5 separate regions of the Homo sapiens genome follow, and all the other regions are linked to region 4. A link is a contact called in ENCODE Hi-C or POLR2A ChIA-PET data. All regions are on one chromosome and are shown on one strand. The core of a region is the stretch at or near the end of the contact, and the rest is flanking DNA. Distances in the headings are between cores, read along the strand shown.

Evidence for each region. A loop is a pair of places that touch in the nucleus more often than their neighbours do. ChIA-PET counts read pairs that join two places held with the same protein, here RNA polymerase II (POLR2A). Pooled maps may share reads with other maps.
Region 1: a pooled map shows a loop between it and region 4 (2.1-fold over the local background). The contact joins two enhancer-like sites. A Hi-C loop is called at or near these places in 2 of 37 single-sample maps with no recorded cell type and 4 of 50 pooled maps.
Region 2: a pooled map shows a loop between it and region 4 (2.1-fold over the local background). The contact joins two enhancer-like sites. A Hi-C loop is called at or near these places in 1 of 50 pooled maps. POLR2A ChIA-PET finds 5 or more read pairs at or near these places in 4 of 52 experiments (BJ, CD4-positive, alpha-beta T cell, WTC11 and 1 more).
Region 3: a pooled map shows a loop between it and region 4 (2.8-fold over the local background). The contact joins two enhancer-like sites. A Hi-C loop is called at or near these places in 1 of 168 maps with a recorded cell type or tissue (mammary epithelial cell), 1 of 37 single-sample maps with no recorded cell type and 8 of 50 pooled maps. POLR2A ChIA-PET finds 5 or more read pairs at or near these places in 1 of 52 experiments (GM12878).
Region 5: a pooled map shows a loop between it and region 4 (2.7-fold over the local background). The contact joins two enhancer-like sites. A Hi-C loop is called at or near these places in 1 of 37 single-sample maps with no recorded cell type and 4 of 50 pooled maps. POLR2A ChIA-PET finds 5 or more read pairs at or near these places in 1 of 52 experiments (activated CD4-positive, alpha-beta T cell).

The regions. Positions count from the first base shown.
Region 1 is chr10:71,973,715-71,977,239 of GRCh38, forward strand. All of the region lies in intron 1 of CHST3 (carbohydrate sulfotransferase 3), which reads left to right. Among named protein-coding and RNA genes, the nearest start is that of CHST3, 11 kb to the left of the region's middle. RefSeq lists an enhancer at 1-216. Within about 2 kb of position 1,982, at least 29 of the 41 ENCODE cell types and tissues checked have a DNase peak (open chromatin) inside an H3K27ac peak, as active enhancers do.
Region 2 is chr10:71,931,418-71,935,508 of GRCh38, forward strand. No RefSeq gene overlaps it. Among named protein-coding and RNA genes, the nearest start is that of CHST3, 31 kb to the right of the region's middle. Within about 2 kb of position 2,399, at least 2 of the 41 ENCODE cell types and tissues checked have a DNase peak (open chromatin) inside an H3K27ac peak, as active enhancers do.
Region 3 is chr10:71,895,235-71,898,926 of GRCh38, forward strand. No RefSeq gene overlaps it. Among named protein-coding and RNA genes, the nearest start is that of LINC03139, 19 kb to the left of the region's middle. Within about 2 kb of position 1,721, at least 4 of the 41 ENCODE cell types and tissues checked have a DNase peak (open chromatin) inside an H3K27ac peak, as active enhancers do.
Region 4 is chr10:72,131,331-72,134,820 of GRCh38, forward strand. ASCC1 (activating signal cointegrator 1 complex subunit 1) reads right to left here. Exons shown (of 10, transcript NM_001198800.3): 8 at 1,727-1,851. Among named protein-coding and RNA genes, the nearest start is that of SPOCK2, 45 kb to the left of the region's middle. Within about 2 kb of position 1,276, at least 2 of the 41 ENCODE cell types and tissues checked have a DNase peak (open chromatin) inside an H3K27ac peak, as active enhancers do.
Region 5 is chr10:71,954,385-71,958,125 of GRCh38, forward strand. No RefSeq gene overlaps it. Among named protein-coding and RNA genes, the nearest start is that of CHST3, 8.1 kb to the right of the region's middle. RefSeq lists silencers at 1,106-1,321, 1,786-1,895, 2,343-2,562. Within about 2 kb of position 2,272, at least 5 of the 41 ENCODE cell types and tissues checked have a DNase peak (open chromatin) inside an H3K27ac peak, as active enhancers do.

The DNA of each region.
Region 1 (3,525 bases), core at 732-3,231, 160 kb before region 4:
ACCTTTGAGTCCCACTGTGATGAGCCCACAGAGGTGGACATGAGGGAAGACTTGGGGAAGCCTTCCTAGAGGAGGCAGGCATTCCAGTGCATGAGGGAAGCTGGGCAAAGGCACGAGGATGGGAAAGTTCCGATTGAAGACAGGGACTGGTGAGGAGTCTGGCTGGACTGAACTGAAATGTATAGGATACACGAGGAGAGACAGGCAGGATGGAGTTGTGGTTACGCACACAGGCTCTAGAGCCGGGCTGCCTTCACGGGAACCCCAACTCCCCACTTACTGGCTGTGTGGCCGTGGCCAAGTTGCTTACCTTCTCTGAGCTCAGTTTTCTCACTACTGGTACCCCCCACATGGGGAAGACATGGGAATAAAATGTATTTCTATACAAGTGTTGAGAGCAGTGCCTGGCACACTGAGCATCAGGAAGGGTGAGCTATTATTATATAGGTATATGTTTTAATGCAGCTAGAAAAGGAAATTGAGGTCAGATCATAGAGGCCCTTGAATGTCATTCTTTCCATTCACTAAGCACCTGCCATGTGCCAGATTCTTCACAGTCATTCTCACCAAGCCCCCTACAACCCGGCAAGGTTGTTAGCAATGTCTCCATTTCACAGATGAGGAAACTGAGGCTCAGAGAGGTTGAGTAACCTGCCTAAAGTCACTCAGTCAGGGAGAGTCAGAGCCAGTAATAACACCCAGGTCTGCTGTCGCTTGAGTCTTCCCTCAAAGTGAAGATTGGAGAGACATGGCAGGGGCATCACAGGGATGAGCCCTGGGCTGGGGCCGCAGCCAGGAGCAGAGCAGGAATGTGGCAACTGTGGGTCCCTGGGGCAGGGTGGAGACGGGGAGAGATGCCAGGCGGGCCTGGAGGGTAGGGAGGACTGGAGGCTACAGCATACAGCTCACCATTCATAGCCCAGGGCAAACCATTGAGTCATTTGGGGAAAACATGACATCACTGAGTCTCACTGTCTGCCGCCCACCTGCTGTCTGCCCTCTATGGTTCTCCTGATGACCTCAGTGCCCCAAGTCCTGCAAGGGGACCCGCACACCCCATGTAGCAGGGCCAGGTCAGCACTCCAGCTTCCTGCACTGGGTTCTCCTCCCCAGCCACTGTCTCCCACCTTCCCACCACTCCCTTCCCTGCCTGGGTCCCCTGCCCCAGCCCTACTCATACACACTGCTGAGGCAGAAGCTTCTGGAAGTGGTGATGGGCATGAAGAGCTTCCAGAAGGGCTTCCATGCCAAGCCCTTGATTGGAATTCTGGGTGGGGAGGGGACAGCTCAGAAGCCTGTGTCGAGCTTTTAGAGTTGCTTTTCCTTGAGAATGGTGCCTGCTGTTTGGGTGGGATCACTTTTAAAAAGTAAAGCCTGGTAGAGCTATGTGACCAGCACTATGCCATGACCTAGAGGAGATTCAGACTGACGGGCAGGCCCTGCCTTCCTGCAGAATACAGTTGAGTGTCTGAGAGTTCTTTCTGTACTAAGCATCTTTGAACTGAGTGCTTTATTTTCGTCCATCTGATTGCGCGAGGTAGTCTTATTTTACAGATGCCATCCCCGAGGCCCAGAGAGGTTAGGCAACTTGTCCAAGGCCACACAGCCAGGATTCACACCCATAACTGTCCAACTCCAGATGTGCTCTTAGCCACTCTGCCATCCGGCCACAAATAAAGCCACCAGAGAACCACAGAAGGTGGAACATATCCAACATTTGCCCGATAAATTGTATAGTGCAGACAGGAAGTACAGGGAGTTTTCATCTCAAAGTGTAGGTCACTCCCCAGAGTGGCTTGAAGTCTGTAGATCCATTTAGGAGAACATCCAGCTTCACTGGCTGTGCAAATCCCACCCATGCGGCTGTTTGGGGTGAGAAGTTTCTTTAAATGTCTGTTGACTCTCTTCTCTGGAAGGAGCACGGGGGCTCAGGGGGCGCCTGTCCTGGCATTGGTGGCCACACCTAGAAACGGACTATGAATCAAGCCAGGGGCCCAGTGCCAGCTTCCTTGGCCTGTCTGTGGGCGCAGATGCCAGCCTTTGCAGCTGCTGCTGCAACTCACAGCTCTCTCCCGGTGCCGCCCTCAGTCAGGCCAGCTGGAGTGGAGGGGCCAGTGGCCGTGCCCTGTGCAGAATGACATCCTCTCACCTTCACAAGGGAAGCGTGATTATCCTTGCTTTCCAGGTGAGGACACTGAGGCCTAGAGAAGTTTTCTGGCTGTCTGAGCTCCCTTGGCCTGAGCTCCCGCGGTAGAACCGAGACTCAAGTCTTCTTTCTGCAGGCAGATGGCCAGTTTCTTCCTGGAGGAGGGAGGAGCCAGCTTGCCCTCTGACACTGGGTAGCACAGCCCTGTTCGATTCTCTGTTCGGGGCTTGCACTTCTGATTCATTCTGCAGTCACTGGCTCTTTGTGGTTCGGGAAAATGACCCTCTAGGGTAGGAGAAAAGCTCTTGGAGCACTTTTGAAGCCATAGAGGCCCTTTCCAGGCTTTGGAAAATGTTCCTTCTCCACCCAGATGCCAACACCACCCTGGTCCTGGCAGTACTTGTCCCTGGAAGGGCCTCACTGCGGTGACTCATTACCCAGCATGCAGCACATTGCCATTGCTCTCAGTGGGCAGGTGCTGTGGGGACACGGGTCTGCGGGCCTGCTGTCTTCAGGGGTCCCCCATGCCTTTTAACGCGTGTATCAGTGTACCCCAAGCCTCAGTTCTGTGTAGTTTGTACAACTCTGGCCCCTACCCCAAGGATTTCTGGGAAGCCCCCAGGAATGCTGATAAGTTCACAGTCTGCCCTCCCCAGCCCCAGTCTCATCAGGCTTCAGGGGTGGCCATTCCTCCCCTCCAGGAGAGAGAGAACTCAAACCAGTAACTACCCCTCCTCAGGCTCAGGCCCAATGGTTGCTGTAATAATTTCTGGGGAGCTGTCTTTGCTCTTGCAGAGAAGGCAGGCCTTGAATTCAGACTGGAGGGGCCATTTTTCTTCCAGTTGCCCTCAAATTTTCCTTTCTGTGATAGGATTTGTCCTTTGTCTCTGCTTAAATTCAAAGACTTGTTAAAATGACTTTTCTCAAACAAGAGGCTACCCTCAAAAGAACTTTGCCTCTACGGATAGAAAACTGGAACCTACTTTTATTTTGGTTTTAGTTTTATTAAATTGTATAAAATCAATAATACATGTCCATGGTGCAAAGTTGAAAAGGCACAAAACAGTCTATGTGTGGTCTCTTTCCCATGCCGGACTCAGACACTCAGCATTGTTAGTTTTGTGTGTGTGTGTAAGCTGTGTTTAAATTGTCCAGCTTTAAAACAAAACCCTTCCCTGTTTCACAATTAGGTTGACCGAGGCACAACCTGAAAAATAACCTGGAAATAGCATCGGGCCCCCTGCAGCGTCCAGCTCTTCCCGAGGACTGTTATTATGATAACGATCATTGCTAAGGCTGTCCCTTCCCAAAAAGTGTTGCTGCCCACAGTCCCAGCCCCCAGACCTGAGCAGTCACCCACACAGCATGAATGGGGCCAG
Region 2 (4,091 bases), core at 1,149-3,648, 200 kb before region 4:
GGAGCTATGATCATGCCACTGCACTCTGGCCTGGGTGACAGAGCAAGACTGTCTCTAAAAAACCCACAAAACTGGCTAGACATGGTGGCTCATGCCTGTAATCCCAACACTTTGTGAGACCCAGGCAGGTGAATGGCTTGAGCCGAGGAATTCAAGACCAGCCTAGGCAACATAGTGAGACCCTGTAGAAAAAATTAGCTGGGGGGAGTGGCACACACCTGTAGTCCCAGCCACTTGGGAAGTTGAGGTGGGAGGATCACTTAAGCCCCAGAAAGTCAAGTCTGCAGTGAGCCATGATCACTCCACTCCACTCCAGCCTGGGCAACAGAGCAAGACTCTGTCTCAAAAAGAAATCCCACAAAACTTTACGTTAAAAAATGTTTACAATCACCTGAGTCTTCAGTGAGTCATATGTTTTTATTGATGGAGGGTCTTGCCTTGATATTGATGGCTGCTGACTGATCAGGGTGGTGGTTGCTGAAGGCTGGGGAGGCTGTGGCAATTTCTTAAAATAAGATAACCGTAAAGTTTGCCATAGTAATTGACTCTTCAGCTCAGGAAAGATTTCTCTGTAGCATGTGATGCTATTTGATAGCATTTTACGCACAGTAGAATTTCTTTAAAAATTGGAGTCAATCCTCTCTAACCCTCCTGCTGCTTTATCAACAGAGTTTATGGAATATTCTGAATCCTTTGTTGTCATTTCAACAATGTTCACAGCATCTTCCCTGGGAGTAGATGCCACCTTAAGAAACCACTTAAGTTGATTTATCCATAGAAGCAGCTCCGCATCCGTCCAAGCTTCATGAGATTGCTGCAATTCAATCCTGTCTTCAGGCTCCGCTTCTAATTCTAGCTCTCTTGCTATTTCCACCAGATCTGCAAGTTTTTTTCCCTCCTGAAGTCTTGAACCCCCTCAGTCATCTATGAGGGTTGGGGTCCATTTCTTCCAAACTCCTCTTCATGTTGATATTTTCACCTCCTCCCATGAATCCTGAACAGCCTTAATGGCATCTAGAATGGTGACTCCTTTCCAGAAAATTTTCAATTTACTTTGCCCAGATCCATCAGAGGAATCACTATCTGTGGCAGCTATAGCCTTATGAAATGCATTACTTAAGGAGAAGAAGGCTTGAAAGTTGAAATTACTCCTTGATCCATGGGCCACAGAATGGATGTTGTGTTTGCAGGCATGGAAACAACATTCATCTCCTTGTACATCTCCATCAGAGCCCATGGGTGACTAGATGCATTGTCAGTAAGCAGTGATATTTTGAAAAAAAATATTTTTTCTGAGCAGTAGGTCTCAACAGTTGGCTGAAAATATTCAATGAACAGATAAGCTGTTGTGCAAGTTTTTTTTTTATAGAGCACAGGCAGAGTGAACCTAGCATAATTCTTTTTTTTTCCCCACTTCAATAATAATCTGATATAGTCTAGATTTAGTTTTTTTTTTTTTTTTTTTTTTTTTTTTTTGAGGCAGAGTCTCACTCTGTCGCCCAGGCTGGAGTGCAATGGTGCAATCTCGGCTCACTGTAACCTCCGCCTCCCAGGTTCAAGCAATTCTCCTGCCTTAGCCTCCCAAGTAGCTGGGATTACAGGCGCCCACCACCGCACCTGGCTAATTTTTGTATTTTTAGTAGAGATGGGGTTTCACCATGTTGGCCAGGCTGGTTTTGAACTCCTGACCTCAGGTGATCCAACCGCCTCAGCTTCTCAAAGTGCTGGGATTACAGGCGTGAGCCACCGCACCCAGCTGATTTAGCATAATTTTTAAGGGCTCTAGGACTTTTGGAATGGTCAATGAGCATTGGCTTTAACTTAAAGTCACCAGCTTCCCCTAACAACTTAAAGTCACCTGCTGCCCCTAACAAGAGAGTCAGCCTGTCGCTTGAAGCTTTGAAGCCAGGCACTGACTTCTCCTCTCTAGCTGTGAAAGTCCTAGATGGCCTCTTCTTCCCACGTAAGGCTGTGTCGTCTCCATTAAAACACCTGTTGTTTAGTGTAGCCACCTTCATCAATGACCTTAGCTGGATCTTCTGAATAACTTTCTGCAGGTTTTATGTTATGTATATGACATATTTCCTTAAACCCCATGAACCCACTTCTGCCAGCTTCCAACTTTTCTGCAGCTTCCTCGTCTCTCTCAGCCTTCATAGAATTGAAGATAGTTGGGGCCTTGCTCTGCATTAGGCTTTGGCTTAAGGGAATGTTATGGCTGGCTTGATCTTCTGTCTATACCACTCAGAAACTTTCTCCATATCAGCAAGACTGTTGTGCTTTCTTATCATTTGTGTGTTCACTGGAGCAGCTCTTTTGATTTCCTTCAAGAAATTTTCCTTTGCCTTCACAACTTGACTGTTTGGTGCAAGAAGCCTTTGTAACTGCTGTGGTTTTTCCCCACCCACCTGCACCTTAAGCTTGTGGGTTTAACCCGTCACCTAGTTTTGTTGTGGATATGATCTGTAGATCTGGGGTTTTTAAAATCCTACTTTTGTTTTCATTTGGGGTGTATTATTCTACTAGGTCTGCCATAACAGACTTACACAATGGCAACTTATTTTCTGGAGGCTGGAAGTCCAACATCAGGTGCCATTAGTTTGGTTCCTGGTGAGGCCTCTCTTCCAGCTTATAGACAGCCACCTTCTTGCTGTGTTCTCACATAGACTTTCCTCTGTGCAGGTGCAGAGAAAGGAAGATATCTGGTGTATGCTGTGTCTTCTTCTTATGAGGACACCAGTCCTATTGGATTAGGGCCCCACCCTTATGGCCTCAGTTAATTGTAATTTAGACCTTTAAATCTCCATAAAGGTCTATCTTGTTTCATTTGTGCTGCTGTAAGAAAAAAACAAGAACAAAAACACCCAAGACTATTTCCCTCCACTGGCAATGAGAAAAAGAAAAAGAAAAAAAAACAGCTAAGACTAGTTTTTTTTATTAATTTATTTTTATTTCAATAGGTTTTTGGGGAACAGGTGGTGTTTGGTTGCATGGATAAGTCCTTTTTTTTTTTTTTTTTTTTTGAGACAGAGTCTCGCTCTGTTGCCTGGCGGGAGTGCAGTGCAGCGATCTCCACTCACTGCAACCTCTGCCTCCTAGGTTCAAGCAATTCTCATGCCTCAGCCTCCTGAATAGCTGGGACTACAGGTGCATGCCACCACGCCCAACTAATTTTTGTATTTTTAGTAGAGATGGGGTTTCACCACGTTGGCCAGGATGGTCTCGATCTCTTGACCTCGTGATCCACCCCCCTCGGCCTCCCAAAGTGCTGGGATTACAGGTGTGAGCCTCTGTGCCCAGCCCCAGATAAGTTCTTTAGTGGTGATTTCTGAGATTTTGGTGCACCCATTACCCAAGCAGTGTACACTGTACCCAATGTGTAGCGTTTTTTGTTGTTGTTGTTTCTTCCTGAGACAGAGTCTCGCTCTGTCGCCCAGGCTGGAGTACAGGGGCACAATCTCAGCTCACTGCAAGCTCCACCTCCCAGGTTCAAGCCATTCTTCTGCCTCAGCCTCCCGAGTAGCTAGGATCACAGGCATGTGCCACCACGACCAGCTAATTTCTTTTGTATTTTTAGTAGAGATGGGGCTTCACCATGTTAGCCAGGATGGCCCAATGTGTAGTCTTTTATCTCTCACCCCACTTCCATCCTTCCCCACCACCCGCCAAGTTTTCAAAGTCCATTGTATCATTCTTATGCCTTTGCGTCCTCATAGCTTAGCTCCCACTTATGAGTGAGAATATATGATGTTTGGTTTTCCATACCTGAGTTACTTCAGTTAGAATAATAGTCTCCAACTCTATCCAGGTTTTTGCAAATGCCATTATTTCATTCTTTTTCATGGCTGAGTTATACGTGTGTGTATATATATATGTGTGTGTGTGTGTATATGTGTGTGTGTGTGTGTATATATATATATTTCAACATATATATACCACATTTTCTTTATCCACTTATTGATTGATGGGCATTTGGGCTGGTTTCATATTTTTGTTATTATTGTTGTTCGTGACCAAGCAGAAGTTTTGATTTTTATGTAGCTTGAATTGATCCATCTTTTTCGTTCTTTCTTTTCTTTTTTTTTTTTTTT
Region 3 (3,692 bases), core at 471-2,970, 240 kb before region 4:
TGGTACCACTGCACTCCAGCCTGGGCAACAGAGTGAGAGTCCTTCTCCAAAACAAACAAACAAACAAAAGTACAAGATAGGCCCGTGCATTTTAATATAATAAAGCATGAAATGTTCATTGATATGGGTTCAGATTCTACATTATAATCAACCTTAAAGAAACAATTGCTTGTTAAGTTTTGGCGTAGCATTAAAGAAGAATATTCACAATTATCTGAAAAAGCTATCAAAATACTCGTCTTTTTTTCCAACTCCGTGTTTGCGGGAGGCTGGATTTTCTTCAATCAAAACAATATATTGCGGGACGCAGTGGTTCATGCTTATAATCCCAGCAGTTTGGGAGGCTGAGGTGGGCGGGTCACCTGAGGTCAGGCGTTCAAGACCAGACTGGCCAACATGGTGAAACCCCATCTCTACTAAAAATACAAAAAAATTAGCTGGATGTGGTGGCGCACTCCTGTAATCCCAGCTACTCGGGAGGCTGAGGCAGGAGAATCACCTGAACCTGGGAGGTGGAGGATGCAGTGAGCCAAGATCACAACATTACACTCCAGGCTGGGCGACAAGGGCAAAACTTTGTTTCAAAATAAAAAAATAAATAAAAATTTTAAAAGCCCCAACATATTGCAACAGACTGAATGCAGAAGTAGACATGAGGCTCCAACAGTCTTTAATTAAGACAGTTGCTTGAGAGATTTGCAAAAGTGTAAAACAATGCTGTTTTTCTCACTAAATTTCTCTTTGTTTTGGAAATGAAGGTATTTTTCGTAAAAATATGTTTATGTTTACATGTAATGAGTTCATTATTACTTTTTGATAAATTAATAAATATCTGGGTCCTCAATAATTCTTTTAAAAATTTTTTTATAATTTAAAATAGAGATGAGGGCTGGGCTCGGTGTCTCGCGCCTGTAATCCCAGCACTTTGGGAGGCCAAGGTGGGCAGATCACTTGAGGTCAGGAGTTCAAGAACAGCCTGGCCAACATGGTGAAACTCTGTCTCTACTAAAAATACAAAAATTAGCCGGGCGTGGTGGCTCATGCCTGTAAACCCAGCTACTCGGAGGCTGAGGCAGGAGAATCGCTTGAAACCAGGGGGCGGAGGTTGCAGTGAGGGGAGATCACCCCCCTGCACTCCAGCCTGGGCGACAGAGCAAGACTCCTTTTCAAAAAAACAAACATGTAGCAATGAAGCCATTAAAATAATTTATTTTTTATTTCTTTTTCTTTTTGTATGAATCGACTTTGGATAAGAAAAAAATCTACTTTTTAAAGAGCTGGGTTTGTGTGGTGGGACACCTATTGGGTGCAACAATGTGGAGAACACTGCCCTCTGGCGGTCACTCCCAGTATAGTACCAGAGAGGTGGGGAAGCTTCCCTTGCTATTCTAGGACTGACCATGAGACGGCAGAAGAATACAGTATTTGCTTCTTTTCTATTTCTATTATACTTGCTTTTCTTTTTCTTTTCTATTTCTATTTGCTTCTTTTCTATTTTCTGTTCCTTCTTTTCTATTTTTTTAAATTTAAGTGTAGCTAAGGGGACTCACTATGTTGCCCAGGCTGATCCCCGACTCCTCGGGTCAAGTGACCCTCTCACCTTGGTCTCTCAAAGTGCTGGAATTATGGGCATGAGCCACCATGCCTGGCCTAAAACCCTGTTCCTAATCTCTAGGTTGGTCCTCAAAGCCTCACACTCAGCCGGGTGCCCAGGGATTGGGGCAGGAGTGACCTCACAGAGCTGCCCACAGTAATGATGCCTGAAGTGCTCCAGCTAGCAGGCTAAGCCTTGTCTTCTCTGCCTCCACAGCAACTCATAGCAGCCCTAGGGAAGGCCACATCCCAGACCCCTAAACCCAGAGAGACAGAACGCAGACCTGGGTGGCAAGGACTCAGTAAGTTATTGAGTGCCAAACCGGGCCACCACTGTGCTTGGCTTTAGGAAAACTTGACATCTATAAAACTTTTAATCTCTAGTAGGTGCTCAAAAAAGCCATTCACTCTTTCATGTAACCAAGAAAAGATGTTTGAGCACCTGCAAAGTGCCAGGCACTGTCCTAGTCACTGAGGACACAGTGAGAAGCAAAAGGGGCCCAGGTCCTGCCCACATGGGACTTATAATTTGGTGAGGGAACAAAAAAAATTTAGTCTCAAAAAACCAAAGTTTGGTTAGATGCTGTGAAAAAGGATGGGGTTCTTTAAGGGCACCTGAGAGAGGGGTCTTGTTTTTCCTGGAAGCCAAAAAGAAGCATAAAGGTTGATACGGTTTGGACGTTTGTCCTCCAAATCTCATGTTGAAATGTGATTCCTGGCTGGGCATGGTGGTTCATGCCTGTAATCCCAGCACTTTGAGAGGCCAAGGCAGGCAGATCACTTGAGGTCAGGAGTTCGAGGCCAGCATGGACAACATGGTGAATCCCCATCTATACTAAAAATACAAAACTTAGCTGGGCATGGTGGCACGTGTCTGTAATCCCAGCTACTCAGGAGGCTGAGGGAGGACAATAGCTTGAGCCTGGGAGACAGAGGTTGCAGTGAGCCGAGATTGTAGTGAGCCGAGATTGTGCCACTGCTCTCCAGCCTGGCTGACAGAGCAAGACTCTGTCTCAAAACAAAACAAACAAACAAAACTACCTCTTAACTTAGTCCCCTCGCATTTTTTTTTTTTTTTTTTTGAAACAGAGTCTCAGTCTGTTACCCAGGCTGGTGTGCATGCAGTGGCACAATCATGGCTCACCTTCCACCACAGACTACAAACATGTGCCACCACATCCGACTAAGTTTTTTTTGTTTTTTTTGTTTTTTGGGGTTTTTTTTTTTTTTTTTGTAGAGATGGGGATCTCACCATGTTGCCCAGTCTGGTCTCAAGCTCCCAAGCTCAAGTGATCCTCTCATTTCGGCCCCCTAATGTATTGTCATTCCAGCCATGAGCCATGGTGCCCAGCATCTCCTGCTTTTTAACTTTGTTTTTAAAAGCTTCTTGATTTTTGTTTCAATTTAATACTGTCTTGGCAACTTTTTAACTTTTTGTTGTTTAGTCTCACTCTCTTGCCCAGGCTGGAATGCAGTGGCCAGATCTCAGCTCACTGCAACCTCCACCTCCCAGGTTCAAGCGATTCTCTTGCCTCAGCCTCCCGAGCAGCTGGGATTACAGGTGCCCACCACCATGCCCAACTAATTTTTGCAATTTTAGTAGAGACGGAGTTTCACCATGTTGGCCAGGCTGGTCTCCAACTCCTGACCTCAGGTGATTCACCCATCTCGGCCTCCCAAGGTGCTGGGATTACAGGCATGAGCCACTGCGCCCAGCCCAATTCTGCTATTAAAGGACTCTGATGCATTCTTCAGTATGCCAATTGCATTTTTCAGCTCCAGAAATTCTGCTCTGGATGTTTTTTAATTATTTCAATCCCTTTGTTAAATGTATCTGATAGAATTCTGAATTCCTTCTCTGTGTTATTTTGAATTTCTTTGAGTTTCCTCAAACAGAATTCTGTCTGAAAGGTCAGAGCTCTGTTTCTCCAGGATTGGTCCCTGGTGTCTAATTTGGTTCATTTGGGGAGGTCATGTTTTCCTGGGTCATGCTGCTAGCAGATGTTCTTCGGTGTCTGGGCATTGAAGAGTTCAGTATTTATTGCAGTCTTCATTGTCTAGCCTTAGTTGTCTTTTTTTTTTTTTTTTTTTTTTTTGAG
Region 4 (3,490 bases), core at 26-2,525:
ATTGCTTCAACCTGGGGGGCGGAGGTTGCAGTGAGCTGAGATGGCGCCACTGCACACTCCGGCCTGGGCGACAGAGCAAGACTCCATTTCAAAAAAATAAAATAAAAATACACACACACACACACACACACACACACACACACACACTCAACTGGAACAAGTTCAAAGTTTTGGATTCTATTACCTACCCAAACAAGAGTATATAGGCTTTAACTGAGTTATTTGAAGCTCTCTTAATCTCAGTGTTCTCAAAAGTAAAATAGAGATTTATTTATAAGTCTTAAATAAAATTCAATATGGCATCACAAAATAGTAGTATTTTAGAACTAATAACTAGATAGCTACAAATTTCTTGGTCCTACCATGACTGTAACTAAACGGGGTTAATTATCAAATGATTGCCAGTTGGGATCTTTGGTACATATCTGAGAGAAATTAAAAGACGTGCCTTAACTAAAAGGGACACACAAATTGTCCTAACTAAAAACCTACAAATAGTCAATGATTCAAGTCCTGATGGAGTTATCTTCTCCTCTAGATAGATTTTTTTTTTTTTTTTTTTTTTGAGAAGGAGTCTTGCTCTGTTGCCAGGCTGGAGTGCGATCTCGGCACACTGTAACCTCCGCCTCCCAGGTTCAAGCGATTGTCTTGCCTCAACCTCCCAAGTAGCTGGGATTACAGGCATGTGCCACCACACCCGGCTAATTTTTGTATTTTTAGTAGAGACGGGGTTTCACCATGTTGGCCAGGCTGGTCTTGAACTCCTAAATGCAAGTGATCCACCCGCCTCAGCCTTCCAAAGTGCTAGGATTACAGGCATGAGCCACCGCACCTGGCCCCCACCTAGATTTTCTAAAACCAAGGTCAGGGCTCAAGAAAGGAAATGAAACCGGAATACGTGACCTTGGTGCTGCTAGTGTATTTTGAACCACGAGTCTTGGAAGGAAGAGCTGCATATGGCTTGAATGTGTGACTCCTGATCCGATGCTGAAGGTACTAGAGAAGCTTTCACTTTGGAGATAGGGACAGGAAGAAAAGAAAACTTCTTTTTGAAATAAACAACTATCCCAAATCAAGGATTAAAACAAGGCATTTTTATAAAAAGGCTCAGAGTCCATGAAGAAAAAAACTATTATTTTAACACAAGGTTTCTCAACCTCTGTGCTACGACATTTTGGGAAGAATAATTCTTTGTCATGGGGGACCGTCCCATGCATTGTAGAGTGTTAGACAGCACCCACTAGGTGCCAGCAGCAACCCATCTCCAGCTCCCTAACTATGATAACCAAAAATGTCTCCAGACAATGCCAAATGTCATCTGGGGGCAAAATAACCCCCAGTTGAGAAACACTGATTTAACATTTACTTTCACTAGCTCACCTTCCTTTCTTTTTTCTCTTTAAAAAAAAAAAAAGCCACCAAGTATTGCATGCGACATACTTATGCCAAAAATTTATTCACTGTTTATATAAAATTTACCAGAGCATCCTGTATTTGTATTTGCTAAATATGGCAATCCTATGTGTGACAGAAATAAAAGATCTGGAAGCCACAGTTCCATGCTATATATGTTCTTGCCCACCTCTACTATGCTCATCAGAATAAGCTAAGAGGTCTAAAAAAGAAGCTATATCAGAGATTCTTTGATAGCTCATTCTACCTAAACCTCAGAGATGCCACAAGGCCGCTGATCACAAACTGTGCTATAGTTCTCTGGGGGACTTACCATTGGGGTCTTTCCTGAATAGTGTATTCATAACTGTAGCATGCAGTTTCACACTATTCCACTCTTTCACTATTAGTCCAGATGCCTGAAAACGTTCCAGCACTCGATCAACTAATTCTTGTAGCCTGGAGAAATTGGAGAAAAGTAATGCAGAAATCTTAGTAAACTTCTGAACATGCGATTACCAATTCAACAATGTTTATGGAGCATGTGCTCTGTGCTAATCACCATACAAAGCCCTGCATCACAGGAGGAAGAATAAGAGACTCATCTCCCACCATCATGGAGCTAAAGATCAGTCTTGTTTGTCTGCTTAACAGATAGTAGAAATAAATGATGGCAATATATTATGGTGAGCGTGAAGGGAGTGATCAACTCTACATGGAGAGGGCCAGGTTTCCACAGGAGGTTTAGACATAGTCTGGAATGATCATTAAAGATTTGCAAATAACACCAGGGAAGGAGGGGCACTTCAAGTAGAAGAAGAAACAGCAAGTGCAAAGATGCCAAGGCATGCAAGATCACAGCATATTCAAAAAACTGTCAATTATTTACAATACAGTTATGACAGAGAGTGACAGAAAAGGGACAATGGAGATGAGCTAAGTCTATAAGCAGTGGTCAGATTAGGGAAGCCACAGAAAGACTTTCAAAAGGGAATTATGTGGTCTGATGTCCATTTTTGAAAGCTGACTCAATAGCAGAGTGGGAAGGGCTTTAGAAGAGGAACAGCTACAGAGGTCAGTCAGCTAGGTGGCTACTTCAACAGTCAACATCACTATGATGTGTCAGGCACAGTTCTAAGCACTTTTTATCTGTTAAATCATTTAATCCTCATAACCAATTATTATCCCTATTTACCAATACAGAAGCCAAGGCACAGAGAAGTTACAAAACTTGACCAACTTCACAAAACTAAGTGGCAAATCCAAAATTAGAAGGGGCCGGGTGCAGTGGCTCATGTCTGTGATCCCAGCACTTTGGAAGGCTGAGGCAGGCTGATCACTTGAGGTCAGGAGTTTGAGACCAGCCTGGCCAACATGGTGAAACCCCATCTCTACTAAAAATACAAAAACTAGCCAGGTGGTAGTGGCGCGTGCATGGTGGCTCACACCTGTCATCCCAGCACTTTGGGAGGCCAAAGAGGGAAGATCACTTGAGGCCAGAAGTTCAAGATCCACTTGAGCAATATAGCAATACCTCGTCTCTACAAGAAAAATTTTTTAAATTAGCTGGGCATGGTGGCATGCACTTGTAGTCCCAGCAACTCGGGAGGCTGAAGCAGGAGGATAGCTTGACCCCAGGAGTTCAAGGCTGCAGTGAGCTGTGATTGTGCCACTGCACTCTAGCCTGGGCAGCAGAGTGAGATCACGTCTCTTAAAAAAAGAAAAACAACAATAACAAAAAACAACCCTCGGTTTCCTATGGTCTTCCAAGTAAGAGTCCAATCCTTCCTGACCCATGTGGCCTTCACAGCTTGGCTTCAGCCTGCCTTTCTGTTTCATTGCTGCCCTTCCCTTTCTATAGATTTTCTCCAGTCCTTGAATGTATTATGTTCTTTGATATTGAATCTCTCAATTACTTAGGACAAACATTGTTTTAGAATCACCTTCACTTCTTTGACTCCCTTATACCAGGGCATCTCACTTCTCACCACTTCCAGTGCCACTGTCCCAGCCACCTGGGAACCAGCAAAGACAACTGATAAGGATGAGGAAATAAGAACAGGAAGACTTCAGAGAGGCTGAAATGAGAATTACAAGG
Region 5 (3,741 bases), core at 1,022-3,521, 180 kb before region 4:
CTTTTGAGACAAAGTCTTGCTCTGTCACCCAGGCTGGAGTGCAGTGATGTGATCTTGGCTCACTGCAACCTCCACCTCCCCGGTTAAAGCAATTCTCCTGCCTCAGCCTCCTGAGTAGCTGGGATTACAGGTGCATGCCACCATGCCTGGCTAATTTTTTTCTATTTTTAGTAGAGACGGGGTTTCACCATGTTGGCCAGACTGGTCTCGAACTCCTGTCCTCAGGCAATCCACCTGCCTTGGCCTCCCAAAGTGCTGGGATTACAGGCGTGAGCCACTGCGCCTGGCCCAGAGCCATCATATTTTTTAACAGGGAGGATGGGGGTGTTATATGGAGAGTGTGTCGGTCTAAGAAGAGTGCATAAGCAGAGCTTGTTTATGATGGGTTGTAGGCCTTTTTGGTGAGTTAGGCAGATTGGGTATTGGCGAACATTGAGAAATTTGGAGGGGTCTTTTAACTGGATTTTGATGGGGTCATGGTGAGCAGCTATGGAAGGGATGGTGGTGTCCCACACTACTGGGTTAAAGAGAGAGGCGGGAAGTGGTACTGGGGAGAGGGATCAGAGGCTGGACTAGTGGAGAGGAGCAGGAGGGACTCTGCTTGAGGGGAGCAGGAAAAGGTGATAGAAGCTTTGAATTTGGCTAAAAGGTCTTGGCCTAGAATGGGGGTGGGGCAACGAGGCATGATAAGGAAAGAGTGTGAGAAAACGGTATCAAACAGGGAACAAGTAGGAGGTCTGCTGGTGCATGGACGTCAGATGAGTCCATCAACCCCCACAACTAAGACTTGATGTTGGTAGAGTTGCTGAGGCAGGACTGGCTTGTCTGTCATAATATAAAAGAGTATTGGAAGATGTCCGGGGTCCGGGTCTAAAACCCCTTGTGGCCTTTGGAACACCAAGCTCTGTGCCAAAGGGTGGAAGGCTGCCCTGCCGCACCACAAATTTAAGCCCAGGGCATAAAACTCCTCATGACTTGGATGGAATCCAGGGCTCAGGGCATACAACCCCTCGTAGCCTCTGGAATGTGCACAGACTTGTTGGTTGCTCTCCCAGGCTCATAAACATGTTCTCCATTATCTCAAGCAGCAGAGCATATTCATATGTGTCAAAGAAAATGCTAAAGTGTCACAGCTACGCTTGATGCACCGCTACCTTTCTACCCCCATATCCGCATGTCCTCACCACCTGCTTCTTTGTTTGATCACCAATAAATAGTGTGGGTTCCCAGAGCTCGGGTGCTTCACAGCCTCCATACCAGCATTGGCCCCCTGGACCCACCTTATGCACTCTTAACTTGTCTTTTCTCATTCATTTGACTCTGCCAGACTTCGTAGCCCCCATGGCCTAGTGTTGGGTCTGATCACCCTAACATTTCTGGCGCCCAACATGGGGCTATGAAGACCCTGGTGAAGGAACACTAGAGCATGTGGAAGCAGAGGACACATTGTCAGAGGACACCCGAGGATGACTGAAAGAAGCTCGGCAGGTAAGCTGGGCACTCGTAAGAACCAGGGTAACAATGGGACAGAATGAAAGTAAACATTCTGCTTATTTACATTTCTTTTTTTTGTGTGTGGGTGGCAAGCCACCCAGGCGCCAAGGCAAGAGACTGAAGGCACAAGCTTGTTACAGTATAATAAAGAAAATACTTAAAATAAGAATAGTTATATTAGACGTAGAATATAGACACGATTATATATGAATATTATCAATCATTAGTTTGTAGCATTACTCTTTATTCCAATATTATAATAATCTCTGTTTTACAATTATAACCTAGGAAAAACCAGGCCATACAGAGATAGGAGCTGAAGGGACATGGTGAGAAGTGACCAGAAGACAAGAATGCGAGCCCTCTGTCACGCCCAGACAGGGCCACTAGAGGGCTCCTTGGTCTAGCGGTAGTACCAGTGCCTGGGAAGGCACCCGTTACTTAGCAGACGGGGAAAGGGAGTCTCCCCTTCCCTGGGGGAGTTAGAGAAGACTCTGCTCCACCACCTCTTGTGAAAGGCCTGACATCAGTTAAGCCCACCCACAGCCATCCAGAGGCCTAAACGTCTCCCTGTGATGCTGTGCTTCAGCGGTCACGCTCCTTGTCCACTTTCATGTTCAGCCCTGTACACCTGGCTCTGCCTTCTAGATAGCAGTAGCAGAATTAGTGAGAATATTAAAGTCTTTGATCTCTCCAAGAAATTCATAGAAGAAATAATGGCATAAGCTGTCCCCTCTCTCTCTCTCTGCCTCAGCTGCCAAACAGGGAAGGGCTCCCTGTCTGGTGGACATGTGACTCACATGACCTTACCTATCATTGGAAATGACTCACATTCCTTACCCTGCCCCCTTGCCTTGTATACAATAAATAACAGCACAGCCAGGCATTCGGGGCCACTACCGGTCTCCACATTTTGGTGGTAGTGGTCACCCGGGCCCAGCTGTCTTTTCTTCTATCTCTTTGTCTTGTGTCTTTATTTCTATGATCTCTCGTCTCCGCACACAAGGAGAAAAACCTACAGGCCCTGTAGGGCTGATCCCTACATTTTTTGAGACAGAGCCTTGCTCTGTCACCCAGGCTGCAGTACTGTGGCACGATCTCGGCTCAGTGCAATCTCTGCCTCCCGAGTTCACGCCATTCTCCCACCTCAGCCTCCCGAGTAGCTGGGACTACAGGCATGTGCCACCATGCCCAGCTAATTTTTTGTATTTTTAATAGAGACAGGGTTTCACCGTGTTAGCCAGGAATGTCTCGATCTCCTGACCTTGTGATATGCCTGCCTTGGCCTCCCAAAGTGCTGGGATTACAGGCGTGAGCCACCACTCCCGGCCTTAGTTATTTAAATTTCTTAAGGCATTTATTATGGAAAGGGGGAGTGAAAGTTAGTACTCAGAATTTATTAACACTCTTTAGTACAGTAGAGCAGTTTGCCCATGGTTCCCAGAACAAGGGACAATGGGGTTGGATGAATGGGAAAGAATTGGCAGAGATTTTAAAAAGGTGCATAAAGAAGGAGCCAAAATTCCAGTTTCTGTTTGGTCAGTGTGAGCATTGATAAAGGCAGCTCTTGAGCCATTTCAAACAATGACAAGACAGATTCAGATGAGGAAGAGGCAGACAAGTGTAAAAAATTAACTTCAGATTCTGAATGTGAGGAACAGGAACCAGAGGAAATTAAATAAAAGAGAGGGAAACTGAAAAAGGTACATTTCACTAGCCTGTCGGTTCCACCTGCTGAATTAAGTGAATGGCCACCTCCTCCCTCTCCCCTTAATGGACAAGAACATGAACTAGCTAAAAAACTAAAAAACTGCTCCTGTAGTTGCAACATTAAAACCTGGAGCTATTGGTGGCGCTATACAAAATTCTATTCAAAAGGCTAGAGCCGAGGGAGACCTTGAAGTATGGCAATTTCCAGTTACTATAACCCAGCAAGGAGGGCAGAATATAGCTAATTGGGCCACTTTTCCTTTTAAGTTGTTAAAGGAATTCAAGCGGAAGCCATTAGTCAATATGGGCCAAATTCTCCTTTTGTACAAACTTTACTAAAAAATGTGGCTCTTGATAATAGATTAATACCATATGACTGGGATACTTTAACAAAACCTGTTCTCACTCCGTCCCAGTACATGCAGTTTAAAACTTGGTGGGCCGATGAAGCTCAAACTCAAGCAAGAGAAAACACACAAGCACAGCCGCCTGTGCCTGTTTCCTTTGAACAGTTAATGGGGTTGGGCCCTAATTGGG